3 separate regions of the Homo sapiens genome follow, and regions 2 and 3 are each linked to region 1. The links are chromatin loops, found by intact Hi-C in ENCODE. Cell type or tissue: endothelial cell of umbilical vein. All regions are shown on one strand. Each heading gives the region's core, and the rest is flanking DNA. Links, peaks and the distances in the headings are about the cores only.

The links. Hi-C counts contacts between places; a loop is a spot of excess contacts. Peaks named below come from ENCODE experiments on the same cell type or tissue, not always from the same donor. Only the 100,000 strongest peaks of a DNase experiment are listed, where the experiment ranks them.
Region 2: a loop joins it to region 1, with 6 times the contacts of the local background. A loop is called at or near these places in 24 of 110 quality-filtered maps.
Region 3: it touches region 1 in a loop (4-fold over the local background); 3 of 110 quality-filtered maps call a loop at or near these places.

What each region holds. Positions count from the first base shown.
Region 1 is chrX:107,890,133-107,897,688 of GRCh38, forward strand. The region is part of intron 3 of MID2 (midline 2); the gene reads left to right. LOC101928335 (a long non-coding RNA gene) reads right to left here. Exons shown (of 4, transcript NR_110395.1): 4 at 4,465-6,228. Among named protein-coding and RNA genes, the nearest start is that of MID2, 68 kb to the left of the region's middle. RefSeq lists an enhancer at 4,036-4,085. In endothelial cell of umbilical vein, for the core only: a CTCF peak has its summit at 4,145 (motif pointing left); a DNase peak (open chromatin) is centred at 4,129.
Region 2 is chrX:107,669,938-107,677,493 of GRCh38, forward strand. No RefSeq gene overlaps it. Among named protein-coding and RNA genes, the nearest start is that of PRPS1, 45 kb to the left of the region's middle. RefSeq lists silencers at 3,201-3,250, 6,418-6,477, 7,308-7,427 and an enhancer at 4,005-4,204. In endothelial cell of umbilical vein, for the core only: a CTCF peak has its summit at 3,108; DNase peaks (open chromatin) are centred at 3,144 and 4,104; H3K27ac peaks cover 2,249 bases.
Region 3 is chrX:107,823,369-107,830,924 of GRCh38, forward strand. It overlaps MID2 (midline 2), which reads left to right and starts at 2,498. Exons shown (of 10, transcript NM_012216.4): 1 at 2,498-3,062. The coding sequence starts at 3,059. RefSeq lists silencers at 2,916-3,105, 3,266-3,315. In endothelial cell of umbilical vein, for the core only: no CTCF peak of the experiment used is centred there; DNase peaks (open chromatin) are centred at 2,473 and 3,723; H3K4me3 peaks cover 2,310 bases; H3K27ac peaks cover 1,730 bases.

The sequences.
Region 1 (7,556 bases), core at 1,341-6,340:
CCATCCAGCTTTGTTCTGTTGCTGGTGAGGAGCTGCGTTCCTTTGGAGGAGGAAAGGCGCTCTGATTTTTAGAGTTTCCAGTTTTTCTGCTCTGTTTTTTCCCTATCTTTGTGGTTTTATCTTCCTTTTGTCTTTGATGATGGTGACGTACAGATGGGGTTTTGGTGTGGATGTCCTTTCTGTTTATTAGTTTTCCTTCTTACAGTCAGGACCCTTAGCTGCAGGCCTGTTGGAGTTTGTGGGAGGTCCACTCCAGACCCTGTTTGCCTGGGTATCAGCAGCAGAGGCTGCAGAACAGTGGATATTGGTGAACAGCAGATGTTGCTGCCTGATCTTTCCTCTGGAAGTTTTGTCTCAGAGGAGTACCCGGCCTTGTGAGGTATCAGTCTGCCCCTACTGGGGGGTGCCTCCCAGTTAGGCTACTCGGGGGTTAGGGATCCACTTGAAGAGGCAGTCTGTCTGTTCTCAGATCTCCAGCTGTGTGCTGGGAGAACCACTCCTCTCTTCAAAGCTGTCAGACAGGGACATTTAAGTCTGCAGAGTTTTCTGCTGCCTTTTGTTTGGCTATGCCCTGCCCCCAGAGATGGAGTCTACAGAGGCAGGCAGGCCTCCTTGAGCTGCGGTGGGCTCCACCCAGTTCAAGCTTCCCAGCTGCTTTGTTTACCTACTCAAGCCTCGGCAATGGTGGGTGCCCCTCCCCCAGCCTTGCTGCCACCTTGCAGTTTGATCTCAGAGTGCTGTGCTAGCAATTAGCGAGGCTCTGTGGGATTAGGTCCCTCTGAGCCAGGCGCAGGATATAATCTGGTGTGCCGTTTGCTAAGACCATTGGAAAAGCACAGTGTTAGGGTGGGAGTGACCCAGTTTTCCAGGTGCTGTCTCTCACCCGTTTCTTTGACTAGGAAAGGGAATTCCCTGACCCCTTGAGCTTCCTGGGTGAGGCGATGCCTCACCCTGCTTCGGCTCACGCTCGGTGCGCTGCACCCACTGTCCTGCACCCTCTTTCTGAGACTCCCCAGTGAGATGAACCCAGTACCTCAGTTGGAAATGCAGAAATCACCCGTCTTCTGCGTCACACACGCTGGGAGCTGTAGACTGGAGCTGTTCCTATTCGGCCATCTTGGCTCCATCCTCCTGTTTGTTTTATACCTTTTTTTTTTTTTTTTTTTGAGAAAGAGTCTCACCTTGTCACCCAGGCTGGAATGCAGTGGCGCAATCTCAGCTCATTGCAACCTCCGCCTCTCAGGTTCAAGTGATTCTCCTGCCTCAGACTCCCGAGTAGCTGAGATTACAGGCATGCGCCACCATGCCTGGCTATTTTTTGTATTTTTAATAAAGATAGGGTTTCACCATGTTGGTCAGGCTGAGCCTAAAACAGACCTCAAGTGATCTGCCCGCCTTAGCCTCCCAAAGTGCTGGGATTACAGGTGTGAACCACTGCGCCCAGCCCATCCTAATCAGGGCCTCTGACCCCCTTGGGGTTTTCCCCGTAGAAACCCCTTTGTTTATTTCTTGACTCACAAGGTAGTTGAGACCTCTGGAAATATGTTCTCAAGACCTCTTTGTTGCCCAGTCACAGAGTTCAGCGTTGGTTATTATTCTGAGGCTTCCCTTCCCTCTGATGCTTACAAACAGAATTCCTCTGGTCCTTGTCTTTCAGGCTCTTTCCTGGTACTTCCTATTTCTCTACTCCCTCAGCTTAGAAGCAACATAGGCTCTTCTTCAGCTATTTTCACTCTTCTACTTGGGCCCTTGCTTCTTCTGTTGGGCTGGAATCAGACTGTTTTCTGTCTGCCTGGAATCAGATTTTTTCCCTTTTGTCATCCAGAGTTCCCTGTCTCAGAAAGAATGACCTCTTTCTCATAACAATGCCCTTTTCGACCTTAGCTATGAGAGTTCAAATTTCCCTGGCCCTCCCAGTAGAAATTCCTTGCTCTGTATATATACAGGGAGTATCACGATGGTGAATCCATCCCTCAGAAACAAATGTCTTGGGAGGAGTGCTTATGTCAGACTTGAGTACAGAGAGTGGCTAAATGCTCCCCACAATCTGATCTGAGACTTAAGAAGGCGGAAACATTCACTGGCTTGCTTTGTTCTCCTCCCTTTCCATAATTCCTTGGTTGTGAAGGCAGTGAAAAGGATGGCCTTGGAAAAAGCCCTAGACTAGAAATCAGGAAACCTGGGTTCTGCTGCTGGCTCTGTCACCCACTAGTCACATGAACTTGGGTGGAACAGCCTGTGCAAACCTCTATTAGACTGCTTGCTCTTCCATGAAGGAATTTCTTGGTTACAGGCTGTTTCCTTGGTTGGACTAGAAGCTTCCTGAAGGTAGCAGCCATGGCCATGCCACAATCATTTTGGAAACTGCAGTTTCTAACTGGTCTCTCTGGCCCATCCTGTTCCCCTCCTATCCATTTTCCACATTGCTGTGGAAATGAACTTGTAAAATGCAAAACCTGTCATGTCACTCCCTACCACAAACCCTTTAATGGTTCCCCCACTGCCTTTAAAACCCATTATGATCTGGCCCCTACCTACCTCTCTAGCATGGTCTCCCAGACCTTTTTGCTGTCTTCGTCTTCTCTGCTGTGAATCTCCCCTTCCTCTAGCTAACTCTCATTCATTCCTTAAAAATATCACATCCTTAGGAAGCCTTCCTTGACCATCTAAGCTCCCCACTTGACAACTGTTGGTTAAATCCCCATCTTATAAGCACCCAAAGATTATCCTTTTTACGTGATAAACCTCTTTTGTAGCACTCCTCAAACAGGTAACTGCTCAGTATCTGCTTCCCTGCTCATTATAAGATTCACGAGATGATGGCAGAGGCCTTATCTATCTCGTGTATTGCTAAGTGCTTACTAAAATGCCTAGCACATAATAACAGTAAAATTTGTTCAATGGTAATATGAAATGACCTGTAATGTATCCACATAAATGAGTGTTGACTGCTTCAAGAATTGGGTGTATCCTCCATGGTAAGAGTGATGTCTGTCTATAATCTTTCATGTTCTTACGGCTTTCTGAAAAACAGTGCTATTATTGAAATATCTCCCATAAACATTATAAAACAGTAAAACAGTTAATGTCCTTTTGATCCTATAATGTAGTATTACACAGATCTTCTCACTTCGTGTAAAAAACACAGTCTTTGTCAGTGCTTCTTTTTACTGCTAGACTATGAAACTATGAATTTTGCTTATTAGCTGAAATATTACTAGAATGTTTTTATTTTGTTAATATCTCAGGTTAACAGTCTGCTATTTGATTCTTTAACCTGTCTTGAAAAGGCATGTATATGTCTCATTATTACTTAAAGAAATCGGGTAGCTGATTTGAGAATATACCATTATGTTAACTTTTTAGTTGATTCTATTTTTAACATGAAAATAAACAAGTCAATTTAAAACTTTTAAAAAGGAACGATTAAGTAGATATATTTTATCTTGTTTTTGGAGGAATGTCAATATTGTGAAGCACTTTTCCAAGTCCTTTTAAGCAGAATATGAGTTGACTTATTAATAGTAATATGCTCACTGGGAGACAGTAAGTGGAAAGAAAAGTGATAGACTTGAGTCTGTCTGGCTCTGTTTTATAAGCTGCGTACACTGAACCTCATTTTATTCATCTAAAAAATAGGATGATAGTATGTACTTTGAAGAGTTATTCTGAAAGTTGAAAATAATATAAAGTACTAGCACATCTAATGATGTCCTTTTGCCATCTGTACTTTATATGCTGTTCATTCATTCCAAAAATATTTAAGCGCATTTCTGCATTGGGCCAGGCACTGGCAACATAATGGTGGACGTCGCACCTGTCTTCACAGAACTTACACTCCTTCGATTTTCCATCTGTAGGAGTACTGCTCAGCTCAGCCTTCACCTCCTTTAAGAAGCCATCACCCATGCTCTAAGCCTCATTCCCTGCCTCCCTCATCTGGTTCAGGTGTTCCTCCTCTGTGTCTTCAGGGTAACCTGTGCATACTTTCATCATAGCACTTCTATATACCGATTTGTCTCCCCACCAGACTAAGCTCTCAGGCCGAGTATGGTGTCCTATCCTTTTTTTTTTTATACCCAGCACATGGCTTGGTACACGAATAGGTACCGAGAAAGGATATTTGGATAAACATTGCCATCTGGTGGCCAGATGTTGTAAGTACAATCTTTTATGCATCATAAGGGTGAGTAAAGCCCAGGTGAGTAAAGCACCTAGGAAAGGCAACTTTTTATTTATTTTAACACAGGGAAAGGAAATATTTCAGAATATGTGGTCTCCTAGAATCTCCTAGGTCTCCTAGAGGTGTTGTTATTCCAACGTCTCTCCAAATCTTTCATAATTCAGAAAACAATATTTAAATGACACAACAGATAAAACTATTTTGAGTGTGCAAAAATAAAATGAAAGAGAAATTTGTCTCATGTAATAAAGAAATGTAACATAGTATACAATACCTTTTTTCATAATACCTTTATTTCAATGCCTACACACATTCATTCATTCAACAAATATTTACTGAGCATTTACTGTGTGACAAGCACTATTCTAGGTGTTAGGGATACAGTGAACAAAAAGTGCTTAAACTTAAGGAGCTTACATTCTAATGGGAGGAGACACACAATAAACAAACATATTTTTATTAGGGATTATAAGTATTACGGATAAAAATAAACTAGGTTACAGAGTGGGGTGAGTGTGTGTGTGTGTGTGTGTGTGTGTGTGTGTGTGTGAAAGAGAGAGAGAGAGAGAGAACGCCAGTTGAGCAAAGGCCTGAAGATATATTAGAACTTCAGAAAACTACAGAAATGTTGGTTGACCAGGCCTGCCTAAAACATTATGGGACTTCTAGAGAGTTTTCTTTCTTTTTTCTTTTTAAAAATAAGTTTAATCTTACATAAAAGTTGCTAAAATAATACAGAGAGTTCCCACATACATTTAACTAACCTTCTCTAATGTTAACATCTTACATAACCACACAACTATCAGAACTAGGAAACTGTCATTGGTACAATAATTCTATTGAGCAAACTATAGACCTCATTTGATTTTTACCAGCTTTTGCATGCACTCAACTTTTTTTGGGGGGGGGGTGGATAGTTCTATTAATCTTATCACATTTATAGATTCTTGTAATCACCACTGTAATTAGGACATTATTGTTTTATCATCCCCCCAAAACTCATTTGTGCTACTTCTTTATAGGCACATCTGTCCCCCAGCAACCACTGATATGTTCATCATTACTATAATTTTCTCATTTCTAGAATGTTATGTAAATGGAATCATATAGTATGTAAAATACTGTGATTTGCTATGTCACTCATCATAATGGCCCTGAGAGCCACTGAATTTGTTGTGTACATCAATAGTTTTTTATTTTTTATTACTAAGTAGTATTCTACTATGTGAATATTCTACAATTTGTTTATATGTGCCCACGGTGAAGAGCATTTCAGTTGTTTCCAGTTTTTTGCTAATAGAAACAAAGCTGTTATGACCATTCGTGTAAGGTTTTTGTGTGGACATAAATGTTCATATTTCTAGGGTAAATACACAAGGATGAGAGCTAGAGAGTTTTATTTCTTCAGAGGGATTTATAAGCAAGTGCCATGCTTTACAAAACAAGCAGTAGATTGGAAAGAACACTGGATAGGACTCAGAAGATCTGGCTCAAGCCTTGCCCTGTCATTTAGTAGCAATGTGATGCTGGATAAGCCTCTCCCCTCTCTAGGCCCCATATTTCTGTCTCTTAAGTGATGGAGTAGGAATCGATTATTTCTTCAGTCTTTTTAAGATCTAATTACATGGTTCTGACGAGATAGAAAGGAGGTTTCTGCCTCATTTCACAAAAAATTTTATAGCTATGTACATAAAATACCAGATGAAAAACATAGGTTATATCTCCCACCTTTTTCTTCCATGTTCCAAACAGTTACTTGGTGGCTTACACCTGTAATCCTAGCACTTTAGGAGGCCGAAGGTGGATGGATCGCTTGAGGTCAGGTGTTCGAGACCAGCCTGGCCAACATGATGAAACCCATCTCTACTAAAAATACAAAAATTAGCCGGGAATGGTGGCGCATGCCTATAGTCCCAGCTACTCGGCGGGGTTGGGGGGGTTTGGGGGCTGAGGCTGGAGAATCACTTGAACTTGGGAGGTGGAGGTTGAATTGAGCCGAGATCATGCCACTGCACTCCAGCCTGGACAACAGAGCAAGACTCCGTCTAAAAAAATAAAAAATAAACAGTTACTTTGCTTACAAAGAGAATATGGGGGAGACAGTAACTAAGCCTAAGGCTATAAAGGTTTGGTTGTCTGTTCCCTGAGGAGAAAGGACTCCAAAATCAACACAGAATGGCCACATGGCATAATGCCATTCCTAAGGCATGTATATGAAGCAGATTGTCCTCACGCTCTGTCTCCATTATTTTTATTAGTTAGACATAGAGTAAAGTACATACAAAATATATGTGTGTATATATATGTGTGTGAACTGTCTATGCTTTTAAAATATGTTGTATTATGCATTTCTATACAGGTACTATTTTTTTTCAAAAGTCAGGAAGGAAATACACAAAATATTTGCAATGGTTAACTCTAGAGATTGTGATTGTCGTGAGAGGCAACTCTAAAGGAAAAAGAAGTATATGTTTGTGAGCACAGCCTCTCTCTCTCTCACACACACACACACACACGCACGCATACACACAGTGGTTAAAACCATAGACATGAGCCAGACTGCCTGGGTGCAAATCCTGGCTCTGATATTTACTAGTTATATGACCTTGGGCAAGTTACATAACCTCTATGTTTTCTCGGTTTCTTCTATAGAATGGGAATGGTAATAATAGTACCTACCTTATGGGGTTAATGGGAAAAGTAAACAAGTGAAAATACATGAAGCAATTAGAATAGTGCCTAACATGTGGTTAGCACTATAAAAGTATTAACTCTTATGTACTCCTCCCACAAGCAGATAGAAAACTTTTCTGTCAGTCATTGTCTATCTGAAGGCCTCACGTAGCATGAGTCCCTGAGCCCAATTCACTACGATAGTTATACTTCTAGAAATGGCTTGGCTGCCACCTCCCCATCCACACTACTTTTCTAACTTTAACAGCCAATCTCCCAGCTACCTCTACTCTCCTAATCCCTCACCCCTTCCCTGGCCAAAAAAATTACACACTGAAGCTGTAGATTCCTTAACTATGTCTCAGTATTTTTTTTGCTTGCTAAACTGTAGTTACTCCAGTACAGGTGACTAAAAATTCTATTAATAATTTCATTTATTTCTTGCTCCTTTAAGTGACCACCCTCCCTCAAATCTAAAGAAACAGGTATAACCAATTTTTTTTAAATCCCTGCTTCATTTAGTCATACTTACGTAAAGCTGGAAGGACCATCTTTGAAATGTTGCAGTGTTTACCTTTAGAAAACAAAAAAGAAGATTGTCTCTTCTTCCTCTTCCTTTTGTACATTTGAAACTTCCTGATATAACAGGGCTATAGTGCTGGTGGTGATCATGATGCTAGTGCTAGTGGTAGTGATGTGT
Region 2 (7,556 bases), core at 1,173-6,172, 220 kb before region 1:
AACTCAGAGTGCTCAGAGAATTGCATTATTTTGGCCTGGGTGCCTCGAGGACAGCTATCTTATTTTGTTTATCTCTGTATGCCACAGTGCTTGGTTTGTAACAGGTGCCCAATCAACGTTTGGAGAATGGCCCAGTAGACTGAAGTGATGAACTTGACCCTATTAATAGACCCTATTAATATGGTACTTTAACCAACAGGACAAACTAGATATGGCTATCTTTACTGATAAGAAAGAAATACACTGAGCCTGGCTTCTTCTTTCCCACCCTGAAAGATATAAACAATGTATCCCTTCTGAACTTAGCAAGTTCCTGAAGGGAAAGACAGGCTTCTCAAAGCCAGCTGGTGTTGGCAGCCTTCTTGAACCATATTTGGCCTGAGTGGGAGCACAACAGGACCTCCAGGTAATGAGCACACGATCACTACAATGTGTGGAGCTGCAGAGTGAAGAAAACAAACATTGTATTCTTTATATTGTTTACACTAACTTCATAAAAGCATTTCACACAGGTGGAGGGGCAATGACCCAAGAAGACTATCAACAGGGAGAAGGGGGGTAGTGGGGAGGGAAGTCTGCAAATTCATCAGCAATCCTCCCTGAAAAACATGCTGAGGTGGCTCCCACTATCTACCTCATGTTTTTTGTCAAAGAAGCAGCAAGGGAAAGAGGACTTAACAAATAACAGCTGCCATTTATTTAGGCTATTAATTTTTTGAGACAAGGTCTTGCTCTGTCACCCAGGCTAGAGTGCAGTGGCGCGATCTGGGCTCACTGCAGCCTCCGCCTCCTGGGTTCAAGTGATTCTCCTGCCTCAGCCACCCGAGTAGCTGGGATTACAGGTGCGCAGCACCACGCCCGGCTAATTTTTGTATTTTTAGTAGAGACAGGGTTTCACCATGTTGGCCAGGCTGGTCTTGAACTCCTGACCTCAAGTGATCCACCTGCCTCGGCCTCCCAAAGTGCTGGGATTACAGGAATGAGCCACTGTGCCTGTGTCTGGCTATTTAGCCGTTACTATGTACCAGGTACTGCATTGATGGCTTTGTGTATATCAGTTAATTCCTAATAACCACTTGAGATAAATATTATTATTATCCCCATTTTACAGATGGAGACACAGGCATGGCAAGGTCAAGTAGCTTGCCTGGTGTTAGACAAGGCAGCATTCAAACCCTTGCAGTCTGGCTCCAGAGCCCCTGCCCTTAACTGCTGTACCACACTGTCTCCCAGTTTTTTGTTTGTTTGTTTTTTGAGATGGAGTCTTGCTCTGTCATCCAGGCTGGAGTGCAGTGGCATGATCTTGGCTCACTGCAGCCTCTGCCTCCCACGTTCCAGTGATTCTCCTGCCTCAGCCTCCCAGGTAGCTGTGATTATAGGCACACGCCACCACGCCCAGCTAATTTTTGTATATTTAGTAGAGATGGAGTTTCACCATGTTGGCCAGGCTGGTCTCAAACTCCTGACTTCAGGTGATCAGCTCGCCTCGGCCTCCCAAAGTGCTAGGATTACAGGCGTGAGCCACAGCGCCCGGCCCTGTCTCCCACTTTTAAAAGTCCATTGCGGCTGTGGTCCTGGCTCTTGGGGAGCTGACAAGAGGGCAACCAGAGACTGACATGGTCTTCAAGGGGAGGGAATGTGACCATAAGTACACTGGGTAGAAAAATAGAACAGGAAGCCCAGAGAGGCTCACCAGTCACCAGTCACCACTCAGTTGGTGCTGGGACTCATTGGTGACGGGGTCGGGGGGTAGGGTGGGGTGAAAGAAGGTGCTTTTCCAAGAGGTGCTGTTGTGTGCACAGAGACAAAGCAGAGCTGGGGCAGAAAGCTGGGAAGGCAACTTTCTTCTGAGGGGGGCCAGACCACTAGGCTGCCTCGGGAATGGGCAAACGGCCCCAACAGCCACTCCTAGGTATATACCCCAAAGAATTGAAAGCAGAGGCTCGGACAGATACTTGTACACCAATGTGTTTACAGCAGCATTCTTCACAATAGTCCAAAGGTAGAAACAACCCTTAAGTGTCTATCAATGGATGAATGGATAAACAAAATGTGGTATATCCATACAGTAGACAATTACTCAGCCTTAAAAGGAAAGAAACTCTGGCACATGCTACAACATGAAGATTATGCTAACTGAATAAGCCAGACACAAAAGGACAAATATTGCATGATTCTGCTTATATTAGGGACCTAGAATAGTCAAATTCATAAGAGACAGAACATAGAATGGTGATTACTAGGGGCTAGGGGGAGGGGAGAATGGGTATATTCTCTACCCTCACTCTGGGGGCGGGTTTGTGGGGGGGATTATTGTTTAATGGGTATGGAGTTTTGCAACATGAAAAGAGTTCTGGAGGTGGAGAGTGGTAATTGTTGCAGAATAATGTAAATGTACTTATTGTCACTGAATTATGCACTTAAAAATGATTCAAATGGCAAAAATTTTTAGGCTGGGCGCGGTGGCTCACGCCTGTTATCCCAGCACTTTGGGAGGCTGAGGGGGGCGGATCATGAGGTCAGGAGATCAAGACCATCCTGGCTAACACGGTGAAACCCCGTCTCTACTAAAAATACAAAAAAAAAAAAAAAATTAGCTGGGCGTGGTGGCGGGTGCCTGTAGTCCCAGCTAGTTGGGAGGCTGAGGCAGGAGAATGGCATGAACCTGGGAGGGGGAGCTTGCAGTGAGCTGAAGTCGTGCCACTGCACTCCAGCCTGGGCAACAGAGTGAGACTCTGTCTCAAAAAAAAAAAAAAAAAAAAAAAAAGCTAGGCATGGTGGCATGCGCCTGTAGTCCCAGCTGCTTGGGAGGCTGAGGCAGGCAGGAGAATCACTTGAACCCAGGAGGTGGAGGTTGCAGTGAGCCAAGATCGTGCCACTGCACTGCAGCCTGGTGACAGAAAGAGACTCCATCTCAAAAAAAAAAAAAAGAGATTCAAATGGTAAAAAATTTTAAAACACCACGAAAACAAAAACAAAACAGCCCGTGCAGCAGCCTGGTCCACTGAGCTTGCAGCCCAGACATTGGTGGTGGGTTTTGAGGTCTAAAAATAGGGCCTCCTATGGCAAAAATTGGTCACCTGGACAGGAACAGCAGTGAGAGCTTATTGCCTGAAGAGGGGGCAAGAGAGCTCTGGGACGGTGAGTTTCCTCACCTACCCCATCTCCCTTTCCCCCCTCCCTCCGTGTGTGCGTGCGTGCGTGCGTGCGTGTGTGTGTGTGTGTGTGGTGTGCACCTCACCACCCCACCCCACTCCAGAGCAGACAGACCGCCAGCCCAGCAGAAGCAACTGGGTGTGGCCTGACTCCCAGGGAGTCCTGGGGAATCCCTGCAACTGAGCAAATTTCGCTCCTGCCTCTTCCAGATTCTCCAGGGAGCTGTCCTCTCCTCTGAGGTCCAAGTTAGCTAGCCTATTCTCCAGTGAAAAAACTGATAGAAGGTATCCAGTTTTCAGGATTGTCTGGGGGGAAATGGAGGCAGTCCAGCAGAAAGATCATCGATTCAAGTGTAGCGGACTTGGGTTCAAATCCTGATTCTCCCACTTAGTAGAGTATGACCTTGGCCACAGTGTTTAACCTCTCTGTGCTTCAGTTTCCTTGGCTGTAAAACAGTACAGGGACCCATCTCAAAACTGTTGAGGATTAAATGAGATGTGCAAAGCACTTACAATAGTAAGTGTGAGATAAGCATCAGCTAGGATTACCTCATGAAGTGATTATTAAATGGTGAAAGGGTGGAAGCACCCAGTACCGTACAGGCCCTCAATCAGTGGTAGCTGATATAACGATGCTAATAATAACGATGAAGGTGCAGAGGCCCGAGAACCTAGCAGTCAGAGCAATGGCCAGAGGAATGTGGAGATGCCTAGTGCTGGCAGAGAAAGGAAAGCCCTGTTTCAGGGGCTCTAGGGAAGACAGTGGCAGCAAGTCCCTAGAGAGCACTGCTTGGCATCTCCTCTAGGTTGTTGCTCTGTGGCTCAGGCAGCCATTCAAATGCATGGGAAGGGAAGGAAAGAACCAGCAGTAGACATCCAGTGACACTGTTGGCCTTCCACCCATGGGAAACCTTCAGAGGAAGGGGAAGGGGCGGGGCCACCTTGGAGTCTCCAGGGACCAGCTGTACAGTAACAGCCTTTTTTTTATTATTATTTTTTATTTTCTCAATTCCTCCCCTCTTGGTGTCAAGCTTGTTTTTGTAGCTGGAGAGGAAAGGCATGGGCGGGGCTCGGCTGCACAGCACTTGGAACCACAAACCCGCCCCCAGAGTGAGGGTACAGAATGTACCCAGACTGCAAACCACACCCTTGTGGCTTGGGGAGGCCCCTGAGGTGGGCTGCGGAACTGTCACACTACATTGTTTGAGCCCTGCACCTAGCAACCAGCCTGGGAGCCTGCAGTGCTCAGACAACGGGGTGTACTCAGGGGCCAGGACTGAGTTAAAGGACCTTCTGCCAAATGGTCCCCCAGGACTAAGGATCCCTCTGATCGGAAAAAGAGGTCCATGGACCCCTGACACCCTCCTGGGACCAGATTAAGTCTGAAGCTGGCCTAGGAGAGGTTCCAGCCAAAGGCTACAGCCTGCAGACACTCCCAGTCACATCCAGATCCTCCTCCACCCCCAACCAATTTAGGGGAGCAGATTCTGCTTCCCTTTACCTGTCCTCCCCACCCCACTCCCTCTCAGGGAGGCCCCTCCTCCCAGGGAGGTTGCCCTCCCTCCCCCAGTCAGGGAGGCCTATGTAGGGTTTCCAGAGCAGTGAAGGGAGGAAACCAGATGGGACCTTTTGGGAGGGTGGAGACAGTTTTCCGAAGCCTGAAGTGACTTGAAAATGACAGAAGGTTGGGAGGGGGGCCAAACCCACAGCAGAGAGGGGAGGGACTTCCAGTTGGACGGGTTAGAGGAAGAAGGTCCTGTGAAACCCGGGTGAAATTCAGCAGGGATGAGTGCAAGGGGTTCGTTAGTGACAAAACCTAACAACATAATTTGGCTCGACACAAATAAACAAGGAAAACACCAAGTGAAGGAGGGAGTTGACCACAAGCTGAGTAAGATTCAGCGTCAAAATAGAGCACAGCTCACTTCTGTGGACCACATTTTCCAAAGCAAAGATCAGGACACATATTTGACAAGGATGAATGTACTTATGGGGAAACAAGCCCGAGTGTTTGAAGCTGAGACTCTCCCCAGCAAACATGGGTCCTAAGCTTGTTGAGACCATGCTCTGTGACAGTCTAGAGTCTTCATCAGACAGCCATGTCCATCATCTGGGGAAAAGGGAAAAGGCTCAGAATAGGAAGAAAGATGAAAGATGGGGCCTCGGGGCAGAGATTGGTGAAGTAGAGGCAGTGTAGTGAGGCGGAAAGAGTTCAGGCTTTGTCACTTAGTGGCTGTGCAACATCAGGAAAGTTACTTAACCTCTCTGAGCTCCAGTTTCTGCGTCTTTAAAACTTGGGTAATAATCTTTGCCCTAAAGGTTGTTGTGAAGATTTAAGTGATTCACAAAATATATAAAGCACTAAGCACATAGTAGGTCCTCAAGAAATGCTTGGCTGTCCATTTGGAGAAGGGAGAAATAAGATGAGAAGATTTTATAAGGAGGCTACTAAGCAGTAATTTTCCCACACTCATGGAAACTGGAACAAAAAGAAAGACTATGGCTGGAGTAGAAAGGATTTGGGTGGGTTTGGGAAGAACCTGGTGACTGTCAGAAGTTGCAAACTGGTGGCTAACAGACTGAATCCAGCCCTTGGGCAGGTTTTGTTTGGCCTGAACAGTGTTTTCCATAAATTTGAATTAGTTGCCAACCTTTTAAAAAGTGGAAGATTTCACATAAAAATCCACATATTGGCTTCTTTTGCAAAAAAGCAGAGAATCTAGCAACTCTGGACCCTCATGGCTGCATGGCAATGATTGTGGGAAGGGAGTAAGGGCCGTTTGTTTTAGAGGGTTTTTCATGCCAGTGCTTTGCAAACCGTAATGTGTGTAATTGCGACATCCAGACGGAGCAAATCCTTAGAGACAGAAAGTACAGCAGCGGTTGCCCATGGCTGTGGGGAGGGAAATGGGGACTGACTGCTAAAGGGTCTGGGGTTTCTTTTTGGAGTGATGAAAATGGAACCAGATAGAGGTGGTGGTTACACAACATTCTGAATATACTAACAACTTCTTAATTGTACACATTAAAAGGGTGAATTTTATGGCATGTGAATGATACTTTAATAGGGCTGTTATTTTTAAAATGCAAATGCTGATTCAGTAGATCCCAGCTGGGGCTCAAGATTCTGCATTTCTGACAAGCTCCCAGTTGTGGTTCATGCTGCCGGGCTTGGGACCAGCTCTGAGCAGCGAGCTCTTGCACTGCTGGTTTTCAGAGTCAGCTGCACATTGGAACCACCTGGGGAGTTTAGAAAAACACTCCTGCCTAGGTCTCACCCCCTGGGATTCTGATAACATTGGTGTAAGGTGAGACCCGGGTGTCCGGATTTGTAAAAGCTCCCCAGGTGATTATAATTTGCAGCCAATTTTGAGAACCACCCTCTTGTACCCTGGCCACTTTCCCCTTTCCCCTTACCTGCCTAGGCAGGCTCTCAGGCATTTGACCCCTGCTCTCCTCTAAACCCCAAAGCTTGGCTTCCAAGGCTGTGCCAGGGCGGCCAGCCCTGCCTGCCTCTCCACCTCCTCCCTGCCCACCCCTCATCCCACTGTAGTTCTGGGATTCTGAGGCCAAACCTTCATTGCCTCCCCCACTTTTTCCCGCCTCCCTAGTTAGCGGAGCTTGTTTTGTTTTCTTGGGCAGCTTTGAGTGAGGACATGTGTCAGAGGCGTTTGGAAAATCTAAAGAACTCACGTCCTTCCCTGGTGCCTCTTGTCCCCACTCCAGTCACCCGGAACTCACCAGGAGCCCCAGGCAGGGCGAAGCGTCCCGGTCCCGCCCTCGTCTGGCGGCCGCATGGAGGCCCACATGCCTTACGCTCCCCAAGCCGGGGCCGCGTGGGGCGACATGTGCTGCCGGTCACAGGGGAGGGTGGCCAGAGGCAAGTGATGCTGATCAGCATGGGCTTGGAAGCCGCCTAAGAACCAACCACAGCGACTTTTCCAGTGGGATGAGGAGGACGGGGAGGAGAAAAAAGTGGGCGGGGGCGGGGGAGGAGATCTTACACCAAGGCTTACTGGGTAATTTATTATTGCGTGAGAGCGTCTTAGAGCAGCAGCCCTGATCAACGTCCAGACATAGCAAGTCATTCCAAGTGAAAAGAGGTTACAACCACAAAAAGACAGAACATTTCGTTCTGAGTGGGAGGGAGACAGCTGGGCAAGGCCAATGGAAAGGCCCCCCAGCCAGGCTTGCTTTTAAAGTACTGCTACCATTTCCCAGCTATTTTAAGCATAACATCGCCAATTTTTTTCCCCCACTGACTACCTGTTTTCTCTGTGAAGGCGGCTTGAATGCAGCTGTGTGTGTCCTCTTTTTCTCAGGTGCTTGCTTTTTTCCTAGAGATTGGAAAGGAGTTAATGAGATTCTACCTAGAAGGTACGGAAGAAGCTGGGAAATAAA
Region 3 (7,556 bases), core at 775-5,774, 67 kb before region 1:
TCATAATATCTGAGATTGTTTTATATATATATATATATATATGTATTATCATACAAATGCATATATGTAATTATTTTAATGACTACATATCTTATTTATCCCCTCTTCTATCAGGCTGGATTCAGCAGACTTCTGACTCATTAACTTTTAAAAAAATAATTTTTTGTGCCAAAAACCACATAACATAAACTTCATCCTTCCAACAATTTTCAAGTGTACAGTACAATATTGTCAACCACATGCATATTGTTGTGCAACAGATCCCCAGAACATCCCCCTCATCCTGCATGACTGAAATTCCACACCCACTGAACAACTCTTTCCTTTTCCCTCCTCGCAGTCCCTGACAACCAGCATTCTACTTTCTGTTTCTATGAGTTGACTATTTTAGACAGTCATATAAGTAGAATCATGGAATATTTGTCTTTTTGTGACTGGCTTATTTCACTTAGCATAATGTCCTCAAGGTTCATCAACTTTGTAACATGTGACAGGATTTCCTTCTTTTTTTGAAACTGAATAATATGCCCTTGTGTATATATACCATATTTTCTTTATCTATTCATCTCTTGATGGACATTAAATTTGCTTCTGCCTCTTGAATGATGCTGCTGTAAGCGTGGGTTTGCCAGTATCTTTTTGAGATCCTGTTTTCTATTTGCTTGGATATATATCTAGAAGTAAGATTGTTTAATCATATAGTAGTTCTATTTTTAATTTTTTGAGGAACCTCCATACTATTTTCCATAGCAGCTACACCAGTTTACATTCCCTTGCATAGTGGCTGTACCTTTTTACAATAGTGTGCAAGGGTTCCAATCTCTCCACAACCTTAACACTTATTATTTTCTGTTCTAATTTTATTTTTTGTAGAGACACGTTCTATTCATGTTACCCAGGCTGATCTCTAACTGCTGGTCTCAAGTGACTCTCTTGCCTCAGCATCCCCTCCTGAGTAGCTGGGATTACAAGTGTGAACCACACCTTGCCGTATTTTCCTGTGTGTTTGTTTTGTGTGTGTGTGTGTGTGTGTGTGTGTGTGTGTGTGACCATCCTAATGGATGTGAAGTGATATTTCATTGGGGTTTGATTTGCATTTCCCTAACAATTAGTGATGTGGATCATCTTTGCATATGCCTGTTGGCCACTTGTATATCTTCGTTGGAGAAATGTCTATTCAAGTCTTTTGTCCACTTTTAAGAGTTTTTTTTTTAATTGAGCTATAGAAGTTCTTTATACATTCTGGATATTAGCACATTATCCGATATATGGTTTGCAAATATTTTCTATCATTTTGTAGGTTGCTTTTTCACTCTGTTGATTGTGTCCTTTCCTGTGCAGATGTTTGAAAGTTTTATGGTCCCATTTACCTATTTTTGCTTTTGTTGCCTGTGCTTTAAGTGTGACTCACTAACTTTTACTTCTCTTAGGGGCCAGACTTTCATCAGGAGAGCCTGGTTGTGACTTTTGTCTTGGTTTCCACCTCAGTGCTCTCTAGCACATTGTTTAACAGGAGTGTTGACTGATTACTATTGGTTCCCTGAAGGGATATACCAAGAGATACCTCAATTTTTCTGGACTTGTTCCTATGCACAATGATGGGAGGCGTGTGTGTGTGTGTGCTGGGGTGAGTCTTCCCATTTTCTCATTTCTTTCCCCTTCTTCTCCCTTTTTGCCCCAAGTTAGAAACAGAGTCTCTTATGGGGCTTCCTGCTCTTTCCCTCTCCCATCCACCTTTTGAGTCGGGTGGTGGTCTCTGAGCCAATGACAGGTCAGCAAACAGGCTGATTCCAGACCAATGGGAGGATGCTGGATTCCAAATGGACCAATTAGCTTATTAGGGACCTGGAATAGCTGGATAGCTAGCATCTGCCTCATTGTCCATGTGGTAACGACCCTCTTGTTTTACTGGTCAACAATTTGAAGGTACAAGAAAAATCCTACTTTTTTTTTTCTTTTGATGGTTTTAATCCACCTCCACAACTTCTGCCCGAGGCCAATAAAACACAGCCATTCTTTTTTTGTAAAAAGAAAGAGAGGTTCGGTTTCCTTCAATTGTCTGCCCTTTTCTATCTCCTCCACTATTTTTGTTTTACTCTGTAGTTAACTTTGCATAGAGCAGCTTCATAGGGAGGATCTCTGCGGTGGACCCGGCTCTCTCTTCTTATTACCCGTTGCAAAGGCCTCTTTCTTGTTCTAACCTGGGGGTTTGTGGGGTTGGGGGACAGGGGGATTGGGGAGTGGGAGAAGAGTTTAGCCATAGCCTTCCTTCTGCATTTCACACACATTTAGCTATCTCTGTCGCTCTGTCACACACACACACACGCACATACACACCATACACACACACACGCACACCCGTCCGGGTCCCTCTCGGTGTGTCTTCCTTCAAGATGACAGGGCGCTGGAGAAAAGGCTGCTGGAATCAGCTGGTAGGTACAGTAGTAACCCGAGCCCCACCCACCGGCTGCCTTTGCTTGCTCAGGTTTCTCCGGTCACTCCTGCCAGGGGAGAAGACATGTAAACGTGCCTCCAGAGGAAGGGCTGGGGGAGCTGGGAGTGGCGGGGGCGGCGGAAGGTGAGCCTGGGAAGGTGGCCGAGCACCCCTTCTTCTTGGGCCCTTCCCAGTGCTCCCTTGGGGTGTCAGCCCCAGCCCCGTTTGCCCCCACTCCGCCTCCCTTTTGGAAGGGATTGCCTTTTTTTTCCTCTGCGGCGGCGGAAATGACAGTGTGGTGCTGCCGTGGTGTCATGGTGCTGCCCCTGGACTGAGGGGCGAAAACTCTTAAGTTTAGCTCGGGAGGCCCAGCTGCGGTAGCATCGCGGCCGCCGTGCTGTCCCCTGCGGGGCGCGCGGGCTGGCGGATCCCGGCTGCTGCGCGGCGTCGGCGACGGTAGCGGCAGCGGCGGCGAAGGCGGGCGGCGGCCTACAGTGGTAGCGGCGGCGGCGGCGACCGGGGCCCGGGAGCTCGCGCCGGAGCCCGAGCCAACCCGCTGCGGAGGCAGACGAGAGCCCAGCGCCCTCGAGCGAGCGGAGGAGATGGCTGGCACCTGGGAACGCTATGGGTAAAACGCGCCCCCTCGCCGCGGCCCTGGAGGTCGAGCGTCGTAGCCCTCGCAGGGCTAGTCTCCGGCTCCGGCCGCTTTTCAGGTGCCGCCGGGGCCCGGCGTTGGCCGAGGGCTCTCCGGCTCGGCGAGGCAGGGTGATGGGGCCCGCGAGGCTCGAAACGGCGACGGGGGCCCCAGCTCAGCTCCGGCTCTCAGTCATGCTGTTGGGGCCCGGGTTCCTGCCACTGCCCTCCTGGGACGGAGTTTGCACTCCGGGGTGCGGGGCGGGGGCGGCCGAGGCCTCTGCGCAGCCTGGCCGGGCCCGGCGCGGGCAGTCGAGCGAATCCCCCGGCGCCTGGGCGCGAGTCTGGGAAAGGGCACGGCCGCCTTCCCACGCTCCCGCAGCCGGCAGCCTCCTCGGCCCAGGCGTCGCCCCTTGGCCGGCCGTCTGCCGGGCGGTGCTGTCGCAGCAGCCGGCGTGGCTGCGGACGCCCTGCCGGCGGGGAGGCCCGGTGAAACTTAATCCCTTTTCTGCCAGGGAGCGATCCTCGAGTCTCCGTCTGGATGGTTCCTTATTTCTGGCCTAGCTGTGAAATCAGCTCTGTGGGGGAGAGGGAAAACTTACATATGTCCACAGGACAGACTGCGACGCAACCAGGGAGAGTGGGGATTTTCCATTCCTGCCTTGTAAGAATTAAGTAAATAACGGCGGAGTAGATTTACAGAAACATTACTGGTGATGATAAGGTTTAGGTTACTTAGCACTTCGTGTGTTGCACATTATTTTTCAGAGGTGTTTCTTCTTAGAGCAGGAAATTGAAATCCTGCAGTCGTTGTACTCTTTACTTTCTCTCTTCCACGGTCCCCTACCCGTTTTCAGGATCACTCACCTTCCTATGTCACAACGCTTACTTGCCTACCCAAATCCCCCAGCAGAGCCCCTTGGACCCCAGCCTTTCCCCATCAACGTGTGCACTCCCAGCCTCCCAGCCATGCAGCATCTTACTTCTCAACCACTTTGCCTTTTTGAGGATTTCTGAGTGTGGGGCGGATAGATGGTGATGGTTGTGTGTCTCTGAGGATGAGCCCTTATAAAGGAATATATTGGAAACTAAATAGAGAAGTACTGTGTGTGGGTTGATCCCTCTGATTCTCAAGTTGGGCCAGAAGGGCTGCCTTTAACCCCATTCTGCTCCGTCCCAGTACTCTAATCAGTTCTCTGGCAATATTCCAATAGAAGGGAGTTGCTGAATAGGGAGTTCTCCTCCCCTACTTTTCTTCTGTTTGGGGAGTGGTTTCATTGTACCCCAGATGGTTAGCTTCCCCCTGCCCACCCCCGACCCTCACATCCCCCTGTCTGTCTCCTCTCATGACTGTACTGAGGGAGAAACTGTCTTTGCTATTTTTATATATTCTTGCCCAATCAATGAACTTAACATGGATATGTAATGTGAATTAGATTTTTCCTGGTTGCTCCTCACAACTTGATTTATGTGTTTGTTATAGTTTGGATATTTATCCCTGCCCAAATCTTATGTACAAATGTAATCCCCAGTGTTGGAGGTGGGGCCTGATGGGAGGTGACTGCGTCATGGGAACAGATTTCTCATGAATGGTTTAGCACCATCACCTTGGTTGACTGTGAGTCCTTGTGATAGTGAGTAATCTCTCCTGAGATCTGGTCGTTTAAAAGTGTGTGGCACTTCCCCCCAGCTCTCTTTCTCCCTTGCTTCTGCTCACACCGTGTGAGAATCTCCTGCTCCCCATTCGCCTCCCTCCATGATTGTAAGCTTCCTGAGTCCTCCCTAGAAGCAGATGCTGGCATCACACTTCCTGTACAGCCTGCAGAACCATGACCCAATTAAACCTCTTTTCTTTTCTTTTCTTTCTTTCTTTTCTTTTTTTTTTTTTTTTTTTGAGACAGGGTCTTGCTTTGTTACCCAGGCTGGAGTGCAGTGTCACATTCACAGCTCACTGCAGCCTCCACCTCTCGGGCTTAAGCAATCCTTCTCCCTCAGCATCTCAAGTAGTTGGGAACACAGGTGCATGCCACCACACCCAGCTAATTTTTGTATTTTTTGTAGAGATGGCGTTTTGCCATGTTGCCCAGGTTGGTCTGGAACTCCTGAGGTCAAGCTGTCTGAGGGCCTCGCCAAGTGCTGGGATTACAGGCGAGAGCGACAATGCCCAGCCTACCTCTTTTATTTATAAATTACCCAGTTTCAGGTATTTCTTTAAGGCAATGCAAGAATAGCTAATGTAGTGGTTAAAACACAGGTCCAGGAGTCAAGAAGATCAGAGTTCATCCCAAATATGATGATACATTGGCTTATGGCTTTAGGACATTCCTATGACTTTTCTTTCATAGTTGGTGCACTTGTGTAAAAGCTATAATATTGTGTACTGGGTATTGTTAGTCTTGACTTGGTCCTTTGAAGATGAAAGGGTTCTGTAAACCCTCAGCATTATACTTTTTTTTTCCTTTGAGACGAAGTCTCGCTCTGTCACCCAGGCTGGAGTGCAGTGGTGTGATCATGGCTTGCTGCAGTCTTGACCTCTCTGGCTCAAGCAATCCTCCCATCTCAGCTTCCTTAGTAGCTGGGACTATAGGCACACACCATCACACCCGGCTAATTTTTGAATATTTTGTAGAGACAGGATTCACCATGTTTCCCAGTCTGGTCTCAAACTCCTGAGCTTAAGGGATCCACCTGCCAAGTCCAAGTGTTGGGATTACAGGTGTGAGCCACCACACCCAGCCAACATTATACTTTTCAAAGAAAGCACTTCCTTTACCTTTTACTGAGTTAGTGGATTGACTGGGTGTAAGCAGGAATCTTAGCTTACTGAAAACCTTTAGCTTCCCACCCCCAGAGCCAAATCGTATCATTGTACGTAGGTCCTAAATCTGGTTTTTCTCCAATACATGTTCAACTGAATGAAAACATACATGCAACTAGGCATACAGAGTAATAATGATCAATTTAAGTTGAGGCTTGAATCATTTCTAATGCACTCTAACCTAACAATCTGAGTCAGACTAATTTGAAGACATAACCTCACCCATTTTTTAGCCTATATGGGGGCAGTTTGTTAGCTTCTAATGAAAAGTGTCATAAATAATTTGGGGTATGGCTATATAAGCATGATTAGCACCTAGTAGCAGAGTCAACAATATTAAGCACCTATAATGTGCAGAGGACCTCTGCTGATTGGGCTGAGGCCCCAGATTTAGCCCAGTATTTTGGCCTCCTGCTTGTTCCACGCCAAACTCCATACTTGCAACTCCAGGATTAGGTCAGGGAGGGGCTGTGCAGGACATGGGTAGAGGCTAGGGACATGAAAGGGTGGTTGTGTCCCTCTTATTTGTTTTCATGACTACTAGAATTCTCGTCTGGCATGTTGCACCCTGCAAGGCCACCTCTGGGAAGTACTCCTGTAAATCAGAGTGACTTGATTGCTTTATGAACATATCATCTGAATGGTGCAAATTGATTTAGATAAAACTGATTTAGTTAATCCCTTCCCTAAGAGCAGGGAAACTTGCTTCAACTCGCAGATCCTAAAGTGGTGCCAGTGGAGTCTCACAATTGCATCCAAATATTGCTCTGAGTAGTGAGCCTGTCCATTCCTTCATCCCTCCTCCCATAAAATCTGCTGACACCACAATAATTGACAAGGGAACTACACAAGGAGTATGTCTGTCTTCATCATTCAGCAAACCTCATTGGCTTGGTGAAGAGGAGAGAATGTTGTCTTCTCATTCTATCCCATAGAACTCAAGCTCTGTCTTTTCAGACAGGGACACAGAGCCCTTAAAAGGGTGAAGACAGGGCTGTGGGCACAGAATATGTCTCAAATGGCTGCTCTTGGAAATACCTGCTTGGTCTTGTGTGTGTCTGCCATTCAATCTTTATGAATCTTGGTAATATCCTTGCTGTTAGGCCATGGGGCTCGGCTGCTAGTAGAGGCCAGGGGGTGCTCCATTTCCATTTAGCATTAAGTTTTTGTCCTCTCTTTGGCACAAAAGCGAGAATGAAGCTCTGTGTTCATGAAGCACTCCTTACTCATTAAGCTGGGTGTCTTGACTTAGAACATTGCATCATCAAAATATGAGATGTAACATGTTGATACTGGATATACAACAGTTTTGGATAATTCAAAATTGTTTACATTTTGATAAATGAAATTTTGGTACCAAGATGGTGTTGCACTAACATCTGTACTTCAGGTCTCTCAAAAAATATTGTGTTCATCACTAAGCAGTGTACAGAAGAGACTAGAAAAGTGTTTCTCAACTGGTGTGTTGGGTCATGCTAGCAAGTGAGAAGACCAGATGAGTGGTGTTGAGACAAGAAATTCCAGCTGTAATTATCTTCTTGTACAGATAGCTAATCTACTTTTTATTTACCTCCTCAATATATTAAATATGTTCCTTTCTCCACTTTCATGTATTAAAACTCTGCTAAGAGTTTTCTGTGGGCTTAAGTAGTCTGTGGCTGTTTCTATTTG